Regions from separate parts of the Homo sapiens genome. Here all the other regions are linked to region 2. The links are chromatin contacts, found by Hi-C or POLR2A ChIA-PET in ENCODE. All regions are on one chromosome and are shown on one strand. Each heading gives the region's core, a stretch centred on a gene start or an enhancer-like site at or near the end of the contact. The rest is flanking DNA. Distances are from core to core; before and after follow the strand shown. Region 1 overlaps ECE1 (endothelin converting enzyme 1). Region 2 holds the start of NBPF3 (NBPF member 3). Region 3 holds the start of RAP1GAP (RAP1 GTPase activating protein). Region 4 overlaps ECE1 (endothelin converting enzyme 1).

Region 1 (2,700 bases), core at 65-2,564, 180 kb after region 2:
AGGTGGGGACCTGTGAGACGAGCCAAGACTTTGGGCTTTCTCCTGGAGGCTGTAGGGAAGCAGCAGAGAGACACGGCCCCGAGATCATTCTCAATGCTGTGTCTCCCACGGGTGTCTTCTTCTTTTTTTTTTGAGACAAAGTCTCTCTCTGCCGCCCAGGCTAGAGTGCCATGGCGCACAATCTGGGCTCACTGCAACCTCCTCCTCCTGGGTTCAAGTGATTCTCCTGCCTCAGCCTCCTGAGTAGCTGGGATTATAGGCACCTCCCACTATGCTCAGCTAATTTTTGTATTTTTAGTAGAGACGGGGTTTCGCCATGTTGGCCAGGTTGGTCTCAAACTCCTGACCTTAGGTGATCCACCCACCTCAGCCTCCCAAAGTGCCAGGATTACAGGCGTGAGCCACCACACCTGGCCCCACGGGTGTCTTGGGGGCACTGTGCAGCCCCCTGGCTCCCTGTGCCGGACTTGGCTGGCCAAGCCCCCCACCAACTCTCGTCCAGTGGATAGTGGGGGGGCAGCCACTGACAGTTTGGGGTATGGGCCCTGCAGGTGCTGACCGGATATCTGAACTACATGGTCCAGCTGGGGAAGCTGCTGGGCGGCGGGGACGAGGAGGCCATCCGGCCCCAGATGCAGCAGATCTTGGACTTTGAGACGGCACTGGCCAACATCACCATCCCACAGGAGAAGCGCCGTGATGAGGAGCTCATCTACCACAAAGTGACGGCAGCCGAGCTGCAGGTAACTTGAGCGCCGGCTGCTAGGGAGGCTGGGATGGCCTCCAGGTTTCAGACAGGGCCCTGGACTGGGGGCTTTTATACTCATTTCATCTAGTCCTTGAAACTATGTGACAAAGGAAGGATGGTTGTTATGCCCAGTCCACAGATGGAAAAACTGATGCTCAGAAAGGTCAAGTTACCTGCTGAAGGGCACACAGCTAGTAAGTGACTCCAAAATAGGCGCCTGGCCGACACCAGGCTGCTTCTCTGTAATTAATAGTGTTTACTTGGAGGCTCGGGGTCATGACCACACCAGCTTACATTGACAGCGCCTTTCCAGTCTCTCCAGCACCAAGCACATCGAACTTGGTTACAGTGAGCACTTAATAAATGCATGGTGTGGATTCTGTCATTACTTTTCCCTTTTCTGAGCCAGATCAAGGTCCGGAGGCTCCTAAGTGGCAGAGGAGCCAGCCGCAGATGGGCTCACTGTACAACAGGGCGTTAGATCTGTGATGCTCTCTGTCACCCATTGGAGAAGCCCAACGTCCAAGGGCTCAGCCTCTGCCAAAGGCTGCCCTCTGGTGGCTGCTTGGTTCTTGAGGGTCCAGAGAGAATAGCTTGCTGGTTCCTTCTTTCCAGAGCATCAGCTGGCATTGCAGAGGGATCAGCAGAATGGCCACCACCGATCTTGCCGTTTCTTGACATCACCCAGGAATGCGTGGCCAGGCCTTGCTTCTCTGCTGAGGAGGGGCTCCCGCAGAGTGTCATCTCCCTCCTTCCTTACCTTGTGACCAGCCGAATTTGACCTGTTGTCCGTTCCTTCTACTTTCAGGAAGAACACTAGGTCCCTGCCCTTTACCCTCCTCCAGCTGACAGGTGTATATGGGTCCGTCTTGGGACCTTGCGCTTCATGTGCTTCCTGGCTAGTGGGGGACACCAGCTAGAAACAACCCTGTCTCATTGCTGAGTGCTTTGGGCAAAAGCAGCGGGCCCTGGGAGCCAGGGGTGGGGAGAAGTCAGGGAAGGTGAGTCTAACGATAGATGAGCATTTCCAGGCCAACTGGGTGTCCCAGGCGGAGATGCAGGCCGTGCTAGGGCCCACGATCAGGGTCAGGGGAGCCTGGCCTCCTGCTGGTGCTGGCTGCCCTTCAGCTCCCAGAGAAACTGGCCTGAGGCTCAGTGGTGCTGCTCAGACCAGGATGGAGATCAACAGCTGCTGTTAGATACCATCTGGCACTCTTTTCCTGCTCTGAGGCCAGGAGGCTGAGGGTGATGTTGTTTGTGCATTATAATTTGGTTTGTTCCAGCCGATTTCTCAGCCTGAGGGGCCCCCGCAGTGCCTCAGCCCCCTACCGTGGCCATGATGCCAACTGTCTGTGCCAGGAATAGCGGAGAAGGCACAGGAGCCCTGAGCACATCAGCCCAGCATGGCCACCAGGTTCCCCCCAGGCATCCTATCACCACTGCTTCTGCTCTCTTCTTCCAAGCAGAGGAAGAAAGGCTTTTCCTGCCTCCCAGCTGCACAGCTGCCAAGGTGGGGGGAGTTTAGCAGACTCAGCAGCTTGTAGTACACAAGCCCTGGGCTTAGATTCAGAGGACTGTAAGCCCCTTGGAGCTCTAAGTGCTGGGATTATAAGCATGAGCCACCACGCCTGGCCAAACAGCCTCTGTGTTCTAAGTACCCAAAGTTCAATTAAGATCTTTAGGAAATATATGGATTCTCTCGAGTTTTTACAGATATTTCTGATTAAATTCTAATGTGAATTTGGCTGCCTTCCTTGTAAAATGGGCTTGGCTCGTTCACTCACCCCAGCTGTGTGCCAGAACACAAATGAGACATAGCCCTTGCCCTCACAAGGGACTGTGGTTCCTCTTTTTTTTTTTTTTTTTTTTTTTTGAGACAAAGTCTTGCTCTGTCGCCCAGGATGGAGTGCAGTGGCATGATCTCAGCTTACTGCAACCTCTGCCTCCCAGGT
Region 2 (2,700 bases), core at 114-2,613:
CCTGGGCTCAAGTGATCTACCCACCTTGGCGTCCCAAAGTGCTGGGATTACAGGTGTGATCTACTGCGCCCGGGCCCCCTGCACATTTAAAATTGTGAACTTCTTCTGTATACTTCAGTAACTTTTCCAAGATTTCTTTGACGCAAAGTTATCAGAAATCTTAAAGCCAGCATTTCAGAATAGAAAAAAATAGCTTCTGGTTCACTAGTGAAATTTTACTAATAAAATTTAAAAACAAAAAGAAAGCTACTAACGCATATCAGCTCCAAACAGATTAAACACTACCAGCAGATCTTTAACTTCGTGAAGCACTGGGATTCATTCCTTTGGCAAAGAAAGGATGAACAACACCGTAACCCAAAGAAAAGGTACCACTGCCAGAAAAGACTTCTTTTCGAAAGCAGCTCTAGCAGCAAAAGACAGAAGGAAAGCAAGGAAACTAGGCCAAACGTCTTGGTTAACTCTTCGGTGAAAGGACGCCACATGAGATGATGATCTAAGAAGCCAGAAAGACAGACAGACAGGCACAGGGAAACCACAGCAACTCCTCGGAGTGCAAACAGCAACCCCACAATCCAACCTAGCCGAAATCCTGCGGTTCATTTGAGGCTTGCCCCGCTAGTCAGGAGGTGATTCAGTGATGGCTACAAACGCTCCTCATGTGCATCCTGGACCTGGCACACCTGGCTTGCCCATCACCAGCCTGGAGACACCGCCAGGAGCAGAAGCCCGGAGGCCAGTAAAGACCCCAACTTTGCAAGTCAGGGGCGCGAGCGCTCTCGCCTCTCAGGCCCGCAGAGGGAACCGATTTCCGGCCTCGAGGGTGGGGTGCGGAGTCAGTGTCCTCTACAGGATATAGGAGGACGTGCCCCCGAAGCTGCTCCGTCCCTCCACCCCCTGGGATGCCACAGAACACCCGCCAGCGAGTTTCTTCCCCAGCGCCCACGAGAGCTGGGCTGAGGGCGGCAGCGGCAGGCGAAGAATCCAGCGCGGGGAACTCAGCCCCCGGCGGTGCACGACCCCCCACACCCCCCACCTCCCACCCGCCCCCGCGCTCGCGCAACAAAACTTGCGACGGCCGCGCCTCGACCCAGGTGTGCGCCCGCCGGTCCCGGATTCACCGCCCGTCCAGCCTGGCGCGGCGCCCTCACCTGAGAAACGCTGGGTGGACTTCGCCGTAACTTCCCATCCAGACGGCGGCCCGCAGCCGCGCCGCCGCGCCTCGGCCCAGCTCCTGGCGCCGCAGGTTGCCAGTCCCGCGTTCCCAAAAGCACCGCGCGCAGAAGCTCACTCAGTCTCGGGATCCTCACCTACCCATCCCAGTACCGCCGCTGTCTCAACCGCCACCCAACCCCTCGCCTGTGCCTGCGCCTGCGCCTGCGCCTGCAGCCCACTGGCTCCTCAGGGTCCGGATGGGCCGCGTCAGGAGAACCCAAGGCGCAGGCGCGGCGGGGCCTTAAAGGGACTCGGCGGCCTCTACTGCACAACAGGTTCGAGCAGGTTAGGGGCCCTGCGGGCCGAGAAAAGGAGTAACCTAGGTGATGCACCGAGTGCAGCTGGGACGGGGAATCCCTCTCTGCCCTCCGCGTCTCTCTCAAAGCACCAGCCCTCGACCCTCCAAATCGCTGATTTCCCCGGCCACTTGAACCGCCCCTGCCAGGTTAAAGAAGCAGAAGACACACCCCCTCGGAGGCCCGGAGCGTCCCCGCGTGCCCACACGGATTTTATTTTTTTCTGAAAAGATGGTACATTTACATGGTTCGAAATTCAAATAGGGCCAGGCGTGAGCCCTGGAGTTCGAGACCAGCCTGGACGAAAAAGAAAGAGCCCCGTATCTATTAAAAAAAAAAAATCAAATAGTACAGAAAATTGTAAAGTTAAAATAGGCATCTTTTCCATTCCTGTCTCCCAGTCTCACCCTGTAGGCAATCTGTGGGATGCTGTTCCTGTGAATCCTTCCAGGGATATTTTATGTACGTTTTCGCTTTTTTTATTTTTATTTTTTTTTTTGAGATAGAGTCTTGCTCTCGTTGCCCAGGATGGAGTGCAATGGCATGATCTTGGCTTCCTGCAACCTCCACCTCCCAAGTTCAAGCTATTGTCCTGCCTTAGCCTCCCAAATAGCTGGGATTACAGGTGCCCACCATCCTGCCTGGCTAATTGTTGTATTTTTAGTAGAGACGGGGTTTCACCATGTTGGCAAGGCTGGTCTAGAACTCCTGACCTCGAGTCTTGCTCTGTCACCCTTGCTGGAGTGCAGTGGCACAATCTCAGCTCACTGCAACCTCTGCCTCCCAGGATCAAGCGATTCTCCTGCCCCAGCCTCCCGAGTAGCTAGGACTACAGGCGTGTGCCACCACACCCAGCCTCCCTTCCCATTTGGCACGTGCCAGCCACGTGCCAAGTCCCAGGCCCCAAACTGGTTAGGGGTCAGGAAGAGCGTTCCAAAGAGCTCACACAGAAGTTCAATCCTATCTCTCCACCAAGGTGGGCGACACCATGGGGCTGCAATGCCTGCTTTTGTGCTTTTCAGGCACCTCCCCCAGTGCTGCCAACTGCCCTTCTGAAGGGCCTGTGTTTGCCACCCTCTGCCTTCGCACTAATTTGCTATTTCTAATCTGCTCTGGGCCAGGAGAACAGATAAAACTAGGGCCCTCAATGGTTTAGAGTTTTATAGTTCACCAAGTGCTCAAGGCACAT
Region 3 (2,700 bases), core at 48-2,547, 230 kb before region 2:
ACCTCGGATCTTTCCTTTTGTGAAATGCAGCCCATGTGGCCGGGAAAATAGTGGGAGCTGGAAGTAACAGTTGTGGTTTTAAGCACACAGTAGATGCTCAAGAAATATATTGAGTACATGTCTTGGACTTTCCCCTCCCTAAATATTATCTGTCAAGTGGGCCTATTGGACTTGTTGACCTTGGAGGGCCCTGTCGGCTTGACCCACCAATTCGAAATGGTTGAGAAAGAGGTCTGTCTTTGTACCTTTTGCAGCCTGTTTTCCCAGTTCTTAGAACATTGGGGTGAGATCCAGAGATTTCAGAGATCCCCCTGGAACACGAGTGTTCTGTGACGAGTTCATGACCTTGGAGCCACCAACCATACCCCTCACCCGTTGTCCCCAGTTCTGGCCTTGCCGACCCACTGCGTGTTTCTTTGCTTCATGTGGGCTGTTCCCCGGGGAGGGAGCTCAGTGGAGAACAGAAAGAGGTGTGGGTGAGGGCTCCCCCTTGGTGGGGAGTGGGGCACAGGAGCCTCAGGCTCTGTTGACCATCAAAGAAGGGACTCGAGTGGGCAGGCCGCTCACTTGCTGTGGACCTTGGGCAAGTCTCTAACTCTCCCTGGGCCTTGGAAGTCAGGCCGAGGTGATCTCTGCCGCCCCCTCCCTGCCTGGGTTTTCACTCTTGTTCTGATCCCACTCTCTTCCGGGTGCCTCCCTTCCACTTCTCCGTAGCCTGTGGCTCCCCTCCCCACACCCGCCCTGGGCCCGGGTTAGGCTGGGGCGGGGGCGAGCTGCCCAGTCCAGAGACAAAGTCCAAGAGCCGCGAATGGGCTGGCGAGGGTCAACCGCGTGGCCTCTGCCAGGAAGCGCGCCGAGCGCCCGGGTGAGGAGGGCGTCAGCCAGGGCACAGCAGCTTTCTCGCCCAGCGAAGCCTGTGCGCCTTCCTCCCGCGCCTGCAGACAAGCGGAGCCCATGGGGGCCGTGGGCCCCACCTATCCCGACGTCTCCACTTGATCCAGAAGTTGTCCCAGTCCCCTTGGAGCATGAGCTGTTGCCTGGACAGCTGGGCTGTCGCCCAGGTTCTGCCACTGTCTAGCTGTGTAACCTTGAGCCAGTCCCTGCCCCTCTCTGGTCCTCAGTTTCCCCACCTGTAAAATGGGGGCACCGAGAACCCTCCTCCAGGACCTGCGGCGGGGCGGGGCGGCAGGGCGGGGGCCTCCCCGCCGCTCCCGCGCCCGCGGCTTGGGCTCCGCAGTGAGTGGGGAGCGGCGCCGGGGAAGGAGCGCTCCGCGGTCATGTGACGTCCCCCTCCCCGAACTGCGGCGGCGGCGAGCGCCGGCCGCATCTGAGCAGAGCTGCAGCGGCGGCCGCGGGCACCAGAGTGCCGAGCCCAGGACGCCCCCGGCCCAGGCCCTTGGGTGAGTGCGCCCCGCCAGGGCTGCGGCCCTGGAAAGGGGAAGGGGACAGAGGTGTCCAGACTCCCGTCGGCTCGCAGCGAAGACCCCGCGCGGGCGGGCGGGGACGGAGGGTGGGGGCGAACGCGTGGGGGACCCGGGTCTCCAGGGGCGAGGGGTGGGCGCAGCTGGGCTCGCGCAGCCCGGTCTTGACAGCAGCTGGAGAAGTGGGGGGAGGCCTGGACTGAGCCGGCTGAACCCCCAGCCTGTTGGACTTGGTCCAGGCCGCGGCCAGGGGGCTTTGGTCCCACCCCCCTGGGTGGGTGGGGAGTCCAGTTTTCCGCCCACCTCGAGGTGGGGGCGCCTGGGGTTTAGAGGAGGGACTGTGGGAAGTGGGCGCGTTTCCTCCATCCCTGGGGAGGGGCCCAAGCCCTAGCGCCCCCCAGAGGGTGGCGCTCCTGTCCTCAGAGGAGGGAAGTGGGGGCCTCAGATCAAGGACCCTGAGCGGGGAGGGCGGTGATGTCCTTGCATCCCCAGAGACAGGACGCATTCCCCTGTCCCTGACCCCCGCGGCAGAGCGGGGCACACGCGTCACGAAGTTGGGCGCCCCCTCGTCGCCTCCCCTGGCTCGGCAGGATCTGAGGACTCGGTGGGAATTCACGGGGCGGTTTCCGTGCCCTGCAGGGTTTGGTGCCAGCTGCGGGGCGCCTGGGCTTGGGGAAGAAACCTTGTGTACGCACACCTGCACACACACACAGTCTCCGGAGGTGAGCGGCCCCCTCCCTACCATAACAGACCCCAGCCTGTGCATGCCCTCGGAGTCCTTGTTGGGGTCATAGCACAGGCCCGGTGGTGGGGTCAGGAAGAACATCCACTGTTCTCAGGGCTCATTGGCCTCTGTCCCCGGGCTCCATTCCCCTCCCTGCCAAGTCAGAGGTCAGGCCCCTGGGGCGGCAGGCAGGAAGGACACTGAGGGAAGGGGCACTGAGGCAGGAGGGGCACTGAGGGAAGCTGGCCAGGTGGAAGTAGGAGAGAAAGGCAATGGGGGTGAGATGGTACCACTTCCTCCCCATATGAGGCTCTCAGGAGGCTCCTGGCCCCCCCTGCACAGGTAGTGGTCCCTCCTTCCTGAGGGTGTTTGGGGGAAAACGCTATGGTTGGGGCACTGGGGAAGGTTGCCTCGCAGATGAAACAGAACATTGGCCAAAGGTGTCCCTGAATGGGCTTCTGGACTGGCACAGGGCCCTGAGGGCTGTGGCTGAGTGGGGAGGCAGTGATCAGGTCCAGCTGGCCATGGGGGCCCCCCATTCCCTTCTCCATGACC
Region 4 (2,700 bases), core at 194-2,693, 200 kb after region 2:
ACACGTGGTCATATATACTGTCCACAGAGGGATGCCTGGCCGGGGAGTGACTGGGGCTGACATTAGCCCAGCACGCGTCCCTGGGCCATGCCCAGGAGGTTGCAGCCCACAGACGCCTATTTCCGGTTTGCACAGAGGGGTTGTATGGACTGTTGGGGCTTGTAGGCAAGACCAAGAAAGAATCAAGGCATTGCAATCCCGCGGTGAGCCAGGTGTGGTGGCTCACGCCTGTAATCTCAGCACTCTGGGAAGTCAAGGCAGGTGGATCACTTGAGCCCAAGAGTTCTAGACCAGCCTGGGCAACATAGTGGGATGATGTCTCCACAAAAAAAAAAAAAAATTTTTAAATAGAAAAAATTAGCCAGGCATAGTGGCCTGCACCTGTTGTCCCAGCTACTCGGGAGGCTAAGGTGGGAAGATCACTTGAGCCTGGGAGGTCGAGGCTGCAGTGAGCTGTGTGATCGCACCACTGCACTCCAGCCTAGGTGACAGAGCGAGACCCTGCCAAAAAAAAAGAAAAAAAGAAAAAAGTCCTGCGGTGTTGCTGTGGTGTTCTCATTTGAGGAGATCTTCAATGGCATTGGAGCCCTGGCCCTGGGGCAGTTTTTTCTGTGACTCAGGGTAGACCAGTCACTCTCCACCGCTCTTTGCCTCCAGGACTCCTGCTCTTCCCAGGAGGCAGGACGAGATGGGGGTAGGTAGGAGCATAGGATGTGGAGTCAGGCACGTCTCAGTTCTCATTCCAACAACACTTGTCACTCGTGGGGCACCCTGGGCCAGCAGCTGCTCCGTGCCGAGTGTGTTTCCCCATCAGTCAAACGGCTTGTAAGCCCCGAGGGTCATTGAATGGCTCAACGGGACACTATTTGTGAAGTCCCAGCACAGAGCCTGGCATTCAGGAAATGGCAGGGGGTGGGAGTGAGGGTATCAGTGGCCTCTTGGTCCGGTGACTAAAATAACTTTACTGGGTCGGAAAGCTCTCCCTGAACTTCCAGAACAAAGCATGGGCCCCACATGGTGCTACCTCCCAGCAAGAAAGGGGTTGGGAAACAAAGGGCTGGGGCCCAGCGAGCCCCCTGACTTGTGTTTTCCAGACCTGTCTTCCTCGCTGGAAGTTTTGCGTGAGTGACACAGAAAACAACCTGGGCTTTGCGTTGGGCCCCATGTTTGTCAAAGCAACCTTCGCCGAGGACAGCAAGAGCATAGTAAGTGCCTTCCCCGTGGACACAGGCTGTGAGGTCACACTTGTTGTGGCCTGCACAGACCTGCCAGTTCACACTCCAGCCCACCCTGGGCCTTTCCTGCTCCTGGGCAGGGGACCTTAGGGCCACAGCCTCAATGCAGAGGCTTCACTTCCTCGAGCCCTGGGTAATGGGAGTCTCACGAGGGCAGCTCTTCAGTGCCAGGCCCTTATCTGCACGAGCTCATGTGATCCTCCCAGCAGCCTGCAAGGCTGTGACAGCCATCCCCACCTCCAAGGGCTGTGAACGACCCAGAGAGAATGTTGGCAGAACAGCTCTGGCCCAGAGGGTGACATTTTTCTTATTTTGTGGGTGACAGGTTTGTTCTAGACAGGCAGAGGAGTGCCATGGCAGAGCGCCTTGGAGACAGCCCGGCCTAAGCTCAGATCCTGGCCTCACCGCTGGTCGGGTGGCCTGGGACAGTTCTTACATCATCTGCAATGTGGAGACGGGGGCATTCCTCCCACAGAGAGAGATTAAATGAGATGCCACACACTGGGCACCGGCATACAATAAGGGTTCAGCTAATGGGAGTGGTCATTTTATTGTTACAATCTTGATGACAAATAGTATTCATTATGTAGCTGTCATCTGCAGCCGGAGGTGAGCCAACCGCAATTCAAATCCATTACAGTGACTGGCCTGTGAGCAGCTGGGCAGGGTCTGAGTTGGGGTCTGCTGGCCCCTCTGCTCTTGTTGCCGCACAGCTCTGCCTTCCCCTTCTCTAGAACCTTCAACTTTCCATCTTCGAGCTTGTCTGCTCATGACATTGTCTCCCTCAAGAACACCTGTCTATATCCAGCCTGAGCATGGTATTTCCGAAGCTGCTCCTCGGAACATGAGTACTCTAGATCTTAAAGCCCGCTCCATCAAAAAGGAATGCTGTGGTCCAATAAGGCAATAAGGCTGGGAGAGGCTGTGTCTTCTCCCCTCTCTGGAAGAATCACGGTGCCTATTATTACCATATTAAAGGCTCTGAAAAGTACCACAGCAGAGACTTTTCCAACTTTCCCGAAGCTCATCCTAAGCTTATTGGAGCATGGAGCCCTGTGTGTGGAAGGCCAGTCCTGTCTTGCAGGGTGTTCACGTTAGGAGCGTGGTTTGGAAGCACAGCTGTGGCTCCCCTTCTCACCCAGCCTGACGCTTGGAAAATTGAGTTTAATCTCTGGCCATCATTGTTCTGCACGGGGTGCCTGTTGCATTTACCTGAGACCAGTGCGCAGACCTTACTGCTGTGATGTGTATCTCCTCAGGCCACCGAGATCATCCTGGAGATTAAGAAGGCATTTGAGGAAAGCCTGAGCACCCTGAAGTGGATGGATGAGGAAACCCGAAAATCAGCCAAGGAAAAGGTGAGGCTGGCCAGGCACTTGGAGGGGGTGCTGCGGCGTCCAGCACAGATAGAGGAGGGTGGGGGAAGGAGAGGCCGGTTTTTTTGTTTGTTTTTTGAGGCAGAGTT

What was found. A loop is a pair of places that touch in the nucleus more often than their neighbours do. ChIA-PET counts read pairs that join two places held with the same protein, here RNA polymerase II (POLR2A). Pooled maps may share reads with other maps.
Region 1: a loop to region 2 is called in a pooled map, with 4 times the contacts of the local background. The contact joins the enhancer-like site here to the promoter of NBPF3 in region 2. A Hi-C loop is called at or near these places in 6 of 50 pooled maps. POLR2A ChIA-PET finds 5 or more read pairs at or near these places in 2 of 52 experiments (AG04449 and WTC11).
Region 3: a loop to region 2 is called in a map of Calu3, with 12 times the contacts of the local background. The contact joins the promoter of RAP1GAP here to the promoter of NBPF3 in region 2. A Hi-C loop is called at or near these places in 3 of 168 maps with a recorded cell type or tissue (Calu3, chondrocyte and naive thymus-derived CD4-positive, alpha-beta T cell) and 7 of 50 pooled maps. POLR2A ChIA-PET finds 5 or more read pairs at or near these places in 2 of 52 experiments (K562 and activated T-cell).
Region 4: a map of CD4-positive, alpha-beta memory T cell shows a loop between it and region 2 (3-fold over the local background). The contact joins the enhancer-like site here to the promoter of NBPF3 in region 2. A Hi-C loop is called at or near these places in 3 of 168 maps with a recorded cell type or tissue (CD4-positive, alpha-beta memory T cell, posterior vena cava and sigmoid colon) and 7 of 50 pooled maps. POLR2A ChIA-PET finds 5 or more read pairs at or near these places in 2 of 52 experiments (WTC11 and activated CD4-positive, alpha-beta T cell).

What each region holds. Positions count from the first base shown.
Region 1 is chr1:21,253,990-21,256,689 of GRCh38, reverse strand. ECE1 (endothelin converting enzyme 1) reads left to right here. Exons shown (of 19, transcript NM_001397.3): 8 at 552-743. Among named protein-coding and RNA genes, the nearest start is that of ECE1, 35 kb to the left of the region's middle. Within about 2 kb of position 1,314, at least 14 of the 41 ENCODE cell types and tissues checked have a DNase peak (open chromatin) inside an H3K27ac peak, as active enhancers do.
Region 2 is chr1:21,438,800-21,441,499 of GRCh38, reverse strand. NBPF3 (NBPF member 3) reads right to left here and starts at 1,363. Exons shown (of 15, transcript NM_032264.6): 1 at 1,152-1,363. RefSeq lists silencers at 450-744, 1,710-1,759 and an enhancer at 719-1,229.
Region 3 is chr1:21,667,954-21,670,653 of GRCh38, reverse strand. RAP1GAP (RAP1 GTPase activating protein) reads left to right here and starts at 1,297. Exons shown (of 25, transcript NM_002885.4): 1 at 1,297-1,400. RefSeq lists an enhancer at 1-577 and a silencer at 1,226-1,375.
Region 4 is chr1:21,236,639-21,239,338 of GRCh38, reverse strand. ECE1 (endothelin converting enzyme 1) reads left to right here. Exons shown (of 19, transcript NM_001397.3): 11 at 1,095-1,205; 12 at 2,495-2,593. Among named protein-coding and RNA genes, the nearest start is that of ECE1, 52 kb to the left of the region's middle. Within about 2 kb of position 1,443, at least 7 of the 41 ENCODE cell types and tissues checked have a DNase peak (open chromatin) inside an H3K27ac peak, as active enhancers do.